Regions from separate parts of the Homo sapiens genome. Here region 2 is linked to region 1. A link is a contact called in ENCODE Hi-C or POLR2A ChIA-PET data. All regions are on one chromosome and are shown on one strand. The core of a region is the stretch at or near the end of the contact, and the rest is flanking DNA. Distances in the headings are between cores, read along the strand shown.

What was found. Hi-C counts contacts between places; a loop is a spot of excess contacts on that map. ChIA-PET counts read pairs that join two places held with the same protein, here RNA polymerase II (POLR2A). Pooled maps may share reads with other maps.
Region 2: a map of K562 shows a loop between it and region 1 (2.2-fold over the local background). The contact joins the enhancer-like site here to the promoter of LINC02702 in region 1. A Hi-C loop is called at or near these places in 6 of 168 maps with a recorded cell type or tissue (Caco-2, HepG2, K562 and 2 more) and 3 of 50 pooled maps. POLR2A ChIA-PET finds 5 or more read pairs at or near these places in 5 of 52 experiments (H1, Panc1, WTC11 and 1 more).

What each region holds. Positions count from the first base shown.
Region 1 is chr11:116,637,418-116,642,165 of GRCh38, forward strand. LINC02702 (long intergenic non-protein coding RNA 2702) reads left to right here and starts at 2,005. Exons shown (of 3, transcript NR_135069.1): 1 at 2,005-2,120. It overlaps LOC107984372 (a long non-coding RNA gene), which reads right to left and starts at 1,897. Exons shown (of 4, transcript XR_001748078.1): 1 at 915-1,897. RefSeq lists enhancers at 3,307-4,136, 4,137-4,748 and a silencer at 4,224-4,323.
Region 2 is chr11:116,690,527-116,695,274 of GRCh38, forward strand. No RefSeq gene overlaps it. Among named protein-coding and RNA genes, the nearest start is that of LINC02702, 53 kb to the left of the region's middle. Within about 2 kb of position 2,103, at least 2 of the 41 ENCODE cell types and tissues checked have a DNase peak (open chromatin) inside an H3K27ac peak, as active enhancers do.

The DNA of each region.
Region 1 (4,748 bases), core at 755-3,254:
AGGGGAAGTTTTGTGCCCCATCCCACCCCCATCACACAGCGCTGGGCATGGGGACAGCTCAATAAATGCCCTTTGGAAATCACAGCTTATCAAACAAGAGGGAGGAAAAGGAGGCAGAATCCTGGGAAGGGTGCTTTGACCCCCCAGGCTGGGCAGGAGGCTGAGTCCCATCTTTCTAATCTAGTTGTAAAGCGCCTGTGTTCATTATTTTAACAGTTATTCGTGATCAAACGATTTGGTGTTAATGTGGATCTAATGTATAAATCCATACGGGTCCCACAGTCATTTAGCATTAATTAAACAAGGCCATTTTAAGGCTGGGATTCCACTGGGTTTATTGTGCTTAGCAGTGAATGGCGGAAACCACTCAACCACTCTGCTTTCTCTCTGCTCCTGTGTTGTCCCATTTACCTCTGGAGAGCAGGGGAAGAGCAAGCTTGAAGCTACCCTGGACAGAGGGTGGGGCACAGGGAGGACCCTGGCTAGGGTGTGGAAAGCTGACTGACAGGTGAGGAGCTCCATAGAGGCCCTGCTTGCAAAGAAGAAATAAGGGTTGCATTAGCATACCACGGGCCTGGATGCCCAGAGAACAGGATTTTAGTCCTGCTCTGCTGCTGATGACTAGCTGTGCAGCCTCGTGCAAGACACTTCCCTGCTCTGTCTTCATCGGTTAATTAAGAAGCCTGGACAAGCCAACCTCATTCCCTCTACCTGGAATGCATCTCCTTCCATTTCCCCATGGCTGCTCCTTTCCATCTTTCACATCTCAGCTCACGTCAGCTCCTCCAAGAAGAGATAACCACCCTCTGTTACCACCACTCCCCACCACCCAAGCACTCTGGAGCACATCGTCTCTCTTTTATTTTCTTTATGGGACTTACCACGGTCTTAATTATCTCTGCATTTGTACTCACTTGTTCCCTTGTGTGTTATCTCTGTCTCCTCCCCACTGTCATCTCCACAAGATCAAGAGCTTCATATGTCTTATTCATCTCTTTCACACCAATTCAGTACGTGGCACATGATGGGGGCTCAAAAAAAATAGTATGTCCACCAGCAGAATCATGAGGTGATCATTAAAACCCCTCCAGGATGGCACTCAATAGTCCTTGACATCTGCACCCAGAAAGTAAGGGCGGCATAGGGTGCGGGAAGAGCGGGGATCATCCAGGAGAACTTGTGGGAAAAGGACGATCAGAGCTGGATTCTGGGAGACAGAGGAACGCCAGCCTAGAGAAGGGGAAAACCTGTCTTGAGAAGGCAGGCAGGCAGGAGCCACAGCGGTGGAGAGCTTCAAGTCCCTGCAGCTGCTACACCTTCAGGCTCCCAGCCAAGACCATTTGGTGAACTATATTAATAATCACAATACAAGAATCCCTTGTGGACTGGAACAATTTCCCTTCCAAGGCAGTGACATGCCTATCACTTCACTTTATTCTTCTGCCATCCCCTTGATACAAAGGAGGAGAAAATATCTTCTGCTATGTATAAAATTAATAACAATTGTTCATTTGTATAGTACTTTCCCATTTCCCGAACACATTTTCTTATACAGGAATGATAGTATTTATTCCCATGTTGCAGATGAGGAGACTCAGAGAGGTGAAATGACTTGTCCGAGGTCAGTCATAGCGTATGTAGCCTGGAAAACTCAAGCCCCGAACTCCAAATTTTTCAACAACCTAGTGGTGTTTTTTCCAGATGAGGAAACTAACAGAGAGAGAGAGAGAGAGAGAGAGAAAGTGTATGGCTAGCTTATGAGAGCTCCCCACCCACACATCCAGGGGGTTAAATTATTTGTAGGGTCAGGATGAGGCATGCGGACAGTGGGAAGGGAACCATCTCCCTTCCCGACCTGAGCATGGAGATGGAGATCACCCTGAGTGAAAATGTTCATTTTTACAGTTCAGGGAGGGAGGGGCAGAGACTTCTTACATTACAGAACTCTAGAATTCTCAGCTGAAAATGATGTTGGAGATGTCTATGATCTCATTATACCCAGGTCCCAGTGCCCTCTTCTAAGCTCTTTATCATCATAATTTCTGATGTAAAGAGCATGATGCCATGGACAAAATGGGCCCTCAGTGACTATCCGATGCAGGGCCAGGCACTGAATGCAGGTGAGTGAGGAGGATCAGGTGCAATAAGTCAATAGCCATTGGCACTCAGCCCCTGTGTGGGGGATACAATAGGGAGTGGTGGGGACCGTGGCAAGTTAGGAGAGTGTAAACCCCGTGTGAGGGGAGAAAGATTGCAGCCAATTGTTGCCATGTGGACATGCAGGCCCAGTGTTACCAATTCTTACAGTTTTGAAAGAAGGTCAGAAGTGTGGCTCTCTATCAGAAATTCTAGAATATTAAATGTGGGTGCTTAAATTTAAAGCACTGTATAGGCCAAACAAAATATGTCTAAGAGCAAGTTTCCTTTAACAGCTTTGTTGAGGTATAGTTGATATACAAATAACTGTACATATTTAATGTGTACAGTTTGGTGAAGTTGGACATATGCAAACACCCATGATACCATCGCCACAATCAAGGTAATATGCATATCCAACACTTCCCAAAGTTTCTCATATTCCTTTGAGTGTGTGTGTGTGTGTGTGTGTGTGTGGTAAAAACACTTAACATGAGATCTTAAGGAATTCTGAAGTACACAATACCAGATTCTTAATTACAAGCACTATGTTGTACAGCAGATCTCTAGAACTTATTCACCCCGCAGAACCGAAACTCTATATGCATGGAATAACAATTCCCCATTTGCCTCTTCCCCTAGCCCCTGACAATTTGCTCCAAGCCCTGGGTGCTGTTGGTGCAGCCAACTCTTTTCTCTGCTGCTATTAGTTTGACAATTTCTGATATGTCATATACATGGAATCAATTTCTGATACATCATATACATGTGACTGGCTTATTTCACTTAGCATATTATTTCACTTAGCATATTTCACTTAGCATAATGTCCTCCATTGTGTTGTTGCAAATGACAGGATTTCCCTCTTTTTCAAGGCTAAATAATATTCCACTGTATGTATTTACTATGTTTTCTTTATCCATTCATCTAACAGAAAGTTTCTATCCATTGTTCATTGGTTTGACACTTGTAGTTAAATGAATAAATTAACCCTGTTCAAACCCTTCATTGTGAAGACTGGGCAACTGGAAGAGTTAAACCATGTCCCTAAGGTTACAAGCAACGAGGGACAAAGCTTAAACTCCAAGTTTCCAGATTTCCAATCCAGTTCTTGTTGATCCAGGGCCAAGGTCAGTGAGGGGGACTGTGTATATGAGGACCCATTAGGTTTGGGGACACATCACCACCTAGTTTGCTGTCCCGAATCCATACATTCCATCCAGCCCAGACCCAGGCCAAGAAGCCAGGGCCCATATGGGCTGAAAGGCCTCACCCACAGAAGAGGCACCGGCAACAGCACCTCCTGGCCTCCCTCCAACCAGAACCTTAGAAGAGCCCCTCACACCCTCCCCTGTACCCCATCCTCAGGCCACTTAGCATGCAGCACCATGGCACAAGCCAGCTGTCACTTAGGCACTTACAGGCAGAACTGTGGAAAAACCAAACCACTGTTATTACACTTAATAACCAGTTTCCACATCATCAACTCATTGGAGTCTGACAGGCGCTGTTAGGGTGTCAGCTCCCTCAGCCTAACAAGTCAGCACTAGCCAGGGGGTGGGAGAGCACCAGGCAGGACTGGGCACCAGCCTCCTGTGAGTTATTCCATCCCCCTCCTGCCCCACATGGAGGACACACACCCAAGGGCAGCCGAGGCGCCGACCCGCCTCTGCCCCCACACACTCAGGAGCTTAGCAGCTACACCAACAGCACCCAAGGTTTACAGCAGGAGCAGAAGCCCAGAGAAGGGGTCTCAGGGCTCTGACTGGTGTGCAAACAGAAGAAAACAGCCTGGCTTGTCAGAGTAGGGGCCAAGGGGTCTGAAGGAAGAGAATCCAGGACTGGGACACCTGGTTGGATCCTAGCTCTACTGTGTGGCCTTGAGTAAGATACTCCATCTTTCCAAGCCCCAGCTCCCCACCTGTAAAAGGTGGTACCTCAAAGCGTTCCTTGGAAGGCAAGCATAGTGCCAAGCATGGTGTCCACGCCTGATAAATGGTGGGTATCACTGAGTTATTATGAAATGGAGGTGGGCAGAGGGTGGGGGTCCTAAGAGGAGGACACAGGTGGGGTTGCTTATGAGGCATACACCCTGGCACATACACCTGCCTGGCGGAACCCTCCTGCTGCCCGCTGTAGCTCGGGCCTGAGGTAGTGCAGTGCTGCCATCTTTTGTCCACACGCTGCACTGCATCCCCACCTGCCCGGTTGGGTGGACAGGGCCCCAGGTGCTCCAGCTGCCCATTCTCCGTTGCTACAGCGTCTCTGAGCCTGGAGAGGGTCTACCCAGCAAGCTCTGGCAGGGCGGACTGTCCATCAAATGTGGCCCAAGATGTCAGAGCAGCCCTGCAGCCAAAGAGACGCCTTATGCCTTTGGGAAAAAACTGTGGGCCATTGCCCCAAAGGGCCCAGGGCTGGCTGGGGTCCCCCACTCCATGCCGCGATGTGTGCAAGGAGGCAGAGCAGAGACAAAGGAGGTGGGTGAGTGGGAGAGGGCACACCTCCAGGGACCTCAGCAGACAGTTTGCTACCTGCTTCCGCATGAGCTGAGATTCCCAAGATGCCAGGAGCAGTTGTCTCTGAGAGGTGGAATTGTGGGTGATGGGAATGAT
Region 2 (4,748 bases), core at 853-3,352, 53 kb after region 1:
AGGCATAAGAATCGCTTGAACACGGGAAGCAGAGGTTGCAGTGAGCTGAGATTTTACCACTGCACTCCAGCCTGGACAACAGAACCAGGCCCCATCTCAAAAAAAGAAAAAAGGAACTGCCCAAGACTGCGTAATTTATAAAGAAAAGAGGTTGAATCGACTCACAGTTCCACAGGGCTGGGAGGAAACTTACAGTCATGGCAGAAGGGAAAGCAAACACATCTCCCCTCACACGGTGGCAGGAAGGAGAAGAATGAGGGCCCAGAGAAGCGGGGAAAGCCCCTTATAAAACCATCCGATCTCGTGAGAACTAATTCACTACCACGAGAACAGGAGGAGGGAAACAGGCCCCATGATTCAATTATCTCCACCTGGTCCCTCCCACGACACGTGGGGATTATGGGAACTACAATTCAAGATGAGATTTAGGTGGGGACTCAGCCAAACCATATCACATCTTAATCAAATGTGATTGCTTATCAGGAAAACTAAAAAGCTACACTGGAATCCTTACTATATGGCAGGCATGTGCTAAATGACCCTTGTGTTTTATGCCTATGCCTATGTGGTTATGCCTAGGCATCATAACCCACATTTTACAGTGGGAGCAACCAAGCCTTAGAGATGTTATTTGACCTGCCCAAGGTTACCCAGCCACTAGGCAGTGAAGCTGGAATCCCACCCAGGCAGTCTACGTTACACCAAAGGCTGTGCCTTTGACCACCCACCACAGGGTCCTCTACATTCATAACCTATTTTTGTAAAAGGGACTAAAATAAGAATTGTCACCAGGCACAGTGGCTCACACCTGTAATCCCAGTGCTATGGGGAGGCTAAGGTGGGAGGATTGCTTGAGCCCAGGAGTTCAAGACCAGCCTGGGTAACATAGCAAAACCCCATCTCTACAAGGGAAAAAAAAAACAGCAAAAACGTAAACAAAATTAGCTGGGTGTGGTTGCACGTGCCTGTAGTCCCAGCTACTTGGGAGGCTGAGGCAGGAGGATGGCTTGAACCCAGGAGTTCCAGGTTGTAGTGTGCTATAATCGCGCTGCTGCACTCCAGCCTGAATGACAGAGCAAGACCCTGTATCTAAAAGAAGAAGAAAAGTATTGTAGATATTAAATGTTTAAATAATGCCTTTTTTCCAGGGCTCCCAGATTTCCAGAGATTTTTCATCCCTAACTTGGAACTGAAGAGCTCAGGCATTAATAGGAAGCAGAACAGGCACCCTCATTCCCAGCACAAAGAACGCCAACGTGGACACCAGCACCAGCACCCCGCACCCCGATCTCTTCCCTGCCTAGGCCCACCGTCGCTGGAAGGAGAGAAACACGGGCCTGGACTCCCCTCTAGTGGCCATGAAGCTAACTGCACCAGACACCTCCACACCCACCCAGGCCAGCCAGGTGCCCGGGGCCTGAGCCCCAGGTGAAGTGGGAACCTACGCCCAATGGGCACACACACCCACTGAGATGGCAGCAGGCCCCTAGGCTTGGAGACTTTATCCAGGTACTGGAATTGAGGGGACTGAAAGCTGCGGCCCCAAAAGACCAAACCATACCTGACTCCATCTCATCCTTTTCACCTCATCTGCCTCCCATCCATCCCCCCAGCTGAAGGGAGCATTAGAAGTCAGGAGGAAGCTGACCCCAAGAAGCAGGATTCTGGCCCTGGGACAATAACCAGAACTCTGAATGAATGTCCAGAACACTTCCCCACACTTGGCCTGTGGCCTCCCTCCAAGGCTCTCCCCCACTCCTCTCCATCCTGCACGCCCCAGCACTCTGCCTCTCCAGGAAGCCTTCACTGAGCCCTCCCTCCACACCATGGTGCTCAGTCCACAGTCTCTCCCTTCCCTGATCTCCTGCCAGGAGTACCAAGGTCACCTCTCAGCGCCCAGCACACCTTTCAAGACCATCGGTTCTCCCCTCCCCAGCCGTCCCCCCAGTGAACCGGAGCCTCTGAAGGCAGGGATTGCACCATAAATATCTCTGGTGCCCACCCCCTCAGAGTGTCGCCCAGGCCAGGACACCAGAACCTGCTCAACTGGCTGCAGCAAGTCCACCTGAGGACTCAGCCTTGGAGGCCAGAGCAACGCCGGCCCAGCAAGGCTGCCTCTCTTCTCCCAGCACTGCTGTTTGATCCAAGGCACCGTGAGGGTCCAGGCAGGTGGCCCAAGGGAGGGAAGGGAAGGTTCCCAGGAATGCACAGCCTGAGCTGGAGACAGGGGAGAGCTAACAGGGCTGGTAGAAATGACCCATCAGCAGTCGCTGTGACGGCACGAAAACTCCTGCTGCGGGAGCAGCCTCTCAGGGCACAGCAGCTGAAGTCTCTCTGGTGGAAGGTCCCGCCTGAAAGAGCAGGGGGACAGGCCCATCAGCCCTGAGGAGCAGCCACCCCCGGCCCAGCCCCAGACCAGGCAGCAGGGACCTCCCTTCCTCTGAGGTCCCCACCTCAGAATCAGGCTGATGGGGTGCTGCCCTCCCAGCTGGTCTGAGGGCACCTCGGCATGAAGCCCTCCCCCTGCTCCCCTCCTGGCTCCCATCTCCAAGGCCTGAATGCATTCGCATCTTCCGGCTCTCAGGAGCAATTCCAACTGCCCCATTTATATTCCTAAGTAGAGGACTTGTTAATATGGAGCCTGCCTCTGGGGAAGTGGGAATGTGCTGGGTGAGAGATGACAAATCACAGCCCAACAGCCTGGCTGAGAGCACTGATACTCACCTACATCTCATTCATCAGCCCCTGACCCTCCTACCACATAGGCCAAGGGGGCAGCCCTGGAGGAGCCACTGTGGGCTCCAAGAAGCACAGGCATTGGTGGGTGGTGGCAGGGGGATCTGTCCTGCCAGGAGGCTGGGGGAGGGCCCAGCAGCAAGGGGGAGCCCAGTAAGTGGATATGGGTGAGGCCCAAACCAGAGCAATCCCTGGAACAAAACTTCCACTCCTGGCTCCAGTGAGAGAGCGAAAGGCCCAGAACACCATCAGTTTCATCTTGAGCCACACCAGTCCCTGCCTGGAGAAGTATTTGGTCAGTCTAGTGGGCCAAAGCAGGGCCAGGGTGGTTCCTGTTCTGGCTCCAGCCTGGAACCACATGCACACACGCATGCACACACATGCACACACACACACACTCACGGCCCAACCCAGATGCAGGGCAGGGCACGCAGCCAGCCTGGCCAGGTGCTACCTTGGTGAGCTCAGTGCCCAGTCCCAGGTAGGGCGGGTGTGCAGCGTGAGTAATGGCAGGCGAGGAATGCACCCGAATCCTGATAAGGGAGAATAATAACTTGTCAAAGATATATATGATGTGTGTTTGTTTTCCCAACGGAATATCTATGGGGCTAATTCATCAAGCCAGCGGGCTGGCTGGAGACCCAGGGAGGGAGGGAGGAGAGAGGAGGTGCACACAACGGGGCAGCCACTCAGGCAGTTGCTGTGGCCCTCCGGCCTCCAAGGGACCCACAGGCGGGAACACCAGGGCCCTGGAAGGCACTGAAATGGGCCCTGCCCAGCAGGGCTCCCCGCCTCTCAGTGCTCCTCCAGGGAACTTTTGGGTCTGGAATTCACAGGAGGCTTCTCACCTGTTTAGGAATTTCACTGTTCTCTTGTGTGCTCCTTCTCTCATCCACTCTTCCTTCCTTCCTGCTGCACCGTCTGTGCAAAGCCCACCCGGTTTGAGAAGCCGAAAGGTGATCAGAAAACACCACCCCTTCTGGAGAGGTCAGCAGAAGCTGCTCTTCAGGCAGAACAGAGCCAAGAAGGCAGCTCCTACCTCAGCCATCTTCTTCTCATCTATGCCCTGCCAAGAGTGCAGCTCCAAGAGGGCAGATCCAAGAGGGCAGCTCCTACCTGGGCCATCTTCTCCTCATCTATGCCCCACCAAGAGGGCAGCTCCAAGAGGGCAGAGCCAAGAGGGCAACTCCTACCTGGGCTATCTTCTCCTCATCTATGCCCCCCTATGCTCCCCCACCATCTCCCTCCCCCCACACTCCCATACCCCAATCCTCCTAGGCAGAATGGGAGAGAGAAAGAAAGAAGGCAGGAGGGCCCATTCGCCTTGCCCGGGTCATTTCAAAGATGCTGAAGGCAGAAAACCCTCCTGGAAACACAGAGTGCCTGCAGGAGGCTCCACCTGCCACAGATGTGCAGAGGGGCGGGGCCCACCCCCTCACACCCACCCCCTCACCCCCTCACCCCCTCACCAGAGAAGACTCCTCATCTGTCTCTGCCTTAGTGATCACCCATGGGATGAGGGCTTCCTTTCTAACCCCTTCTCTGCCTTGCAATAAGAAACCTTGAGTTCGTGTGCACCCTCCCGGCAGGAGTTCGGCCTGTCCCTCAGCCCCTGCATCCCAAGCCCCCAGCTAGCCTGGGTACAGCCAGGGACCAGTCCCCAGAAGGGGAACCCCAAAATCATGGTCTTGAAGGAAGGGTCCCCAATAAGCCTCCTCAGGAGCCACCTCCAGACCCTGCCCTCATGCTTCCCGTCCTGCAGGCCGGGATGGGCATCTTCCCAGCTGCACCCTCACCCCCAGGGCCTCGGTGTGGCATCTGACTCACAGAACCATCACCCAGCTCTGTGTTCCACCACACACCACTGACAGTGACTCCCTCACCTGGGTTGGCTCCAAGTTGGCATTCAGCATCCTCCTGTACCCATTCATTCAACAAAGGATGGAGCCCCTAGTATGCACCAGGCTCATTCTTGGCACTGGGGACATGCCTATGAAGACAACAGATGAGGA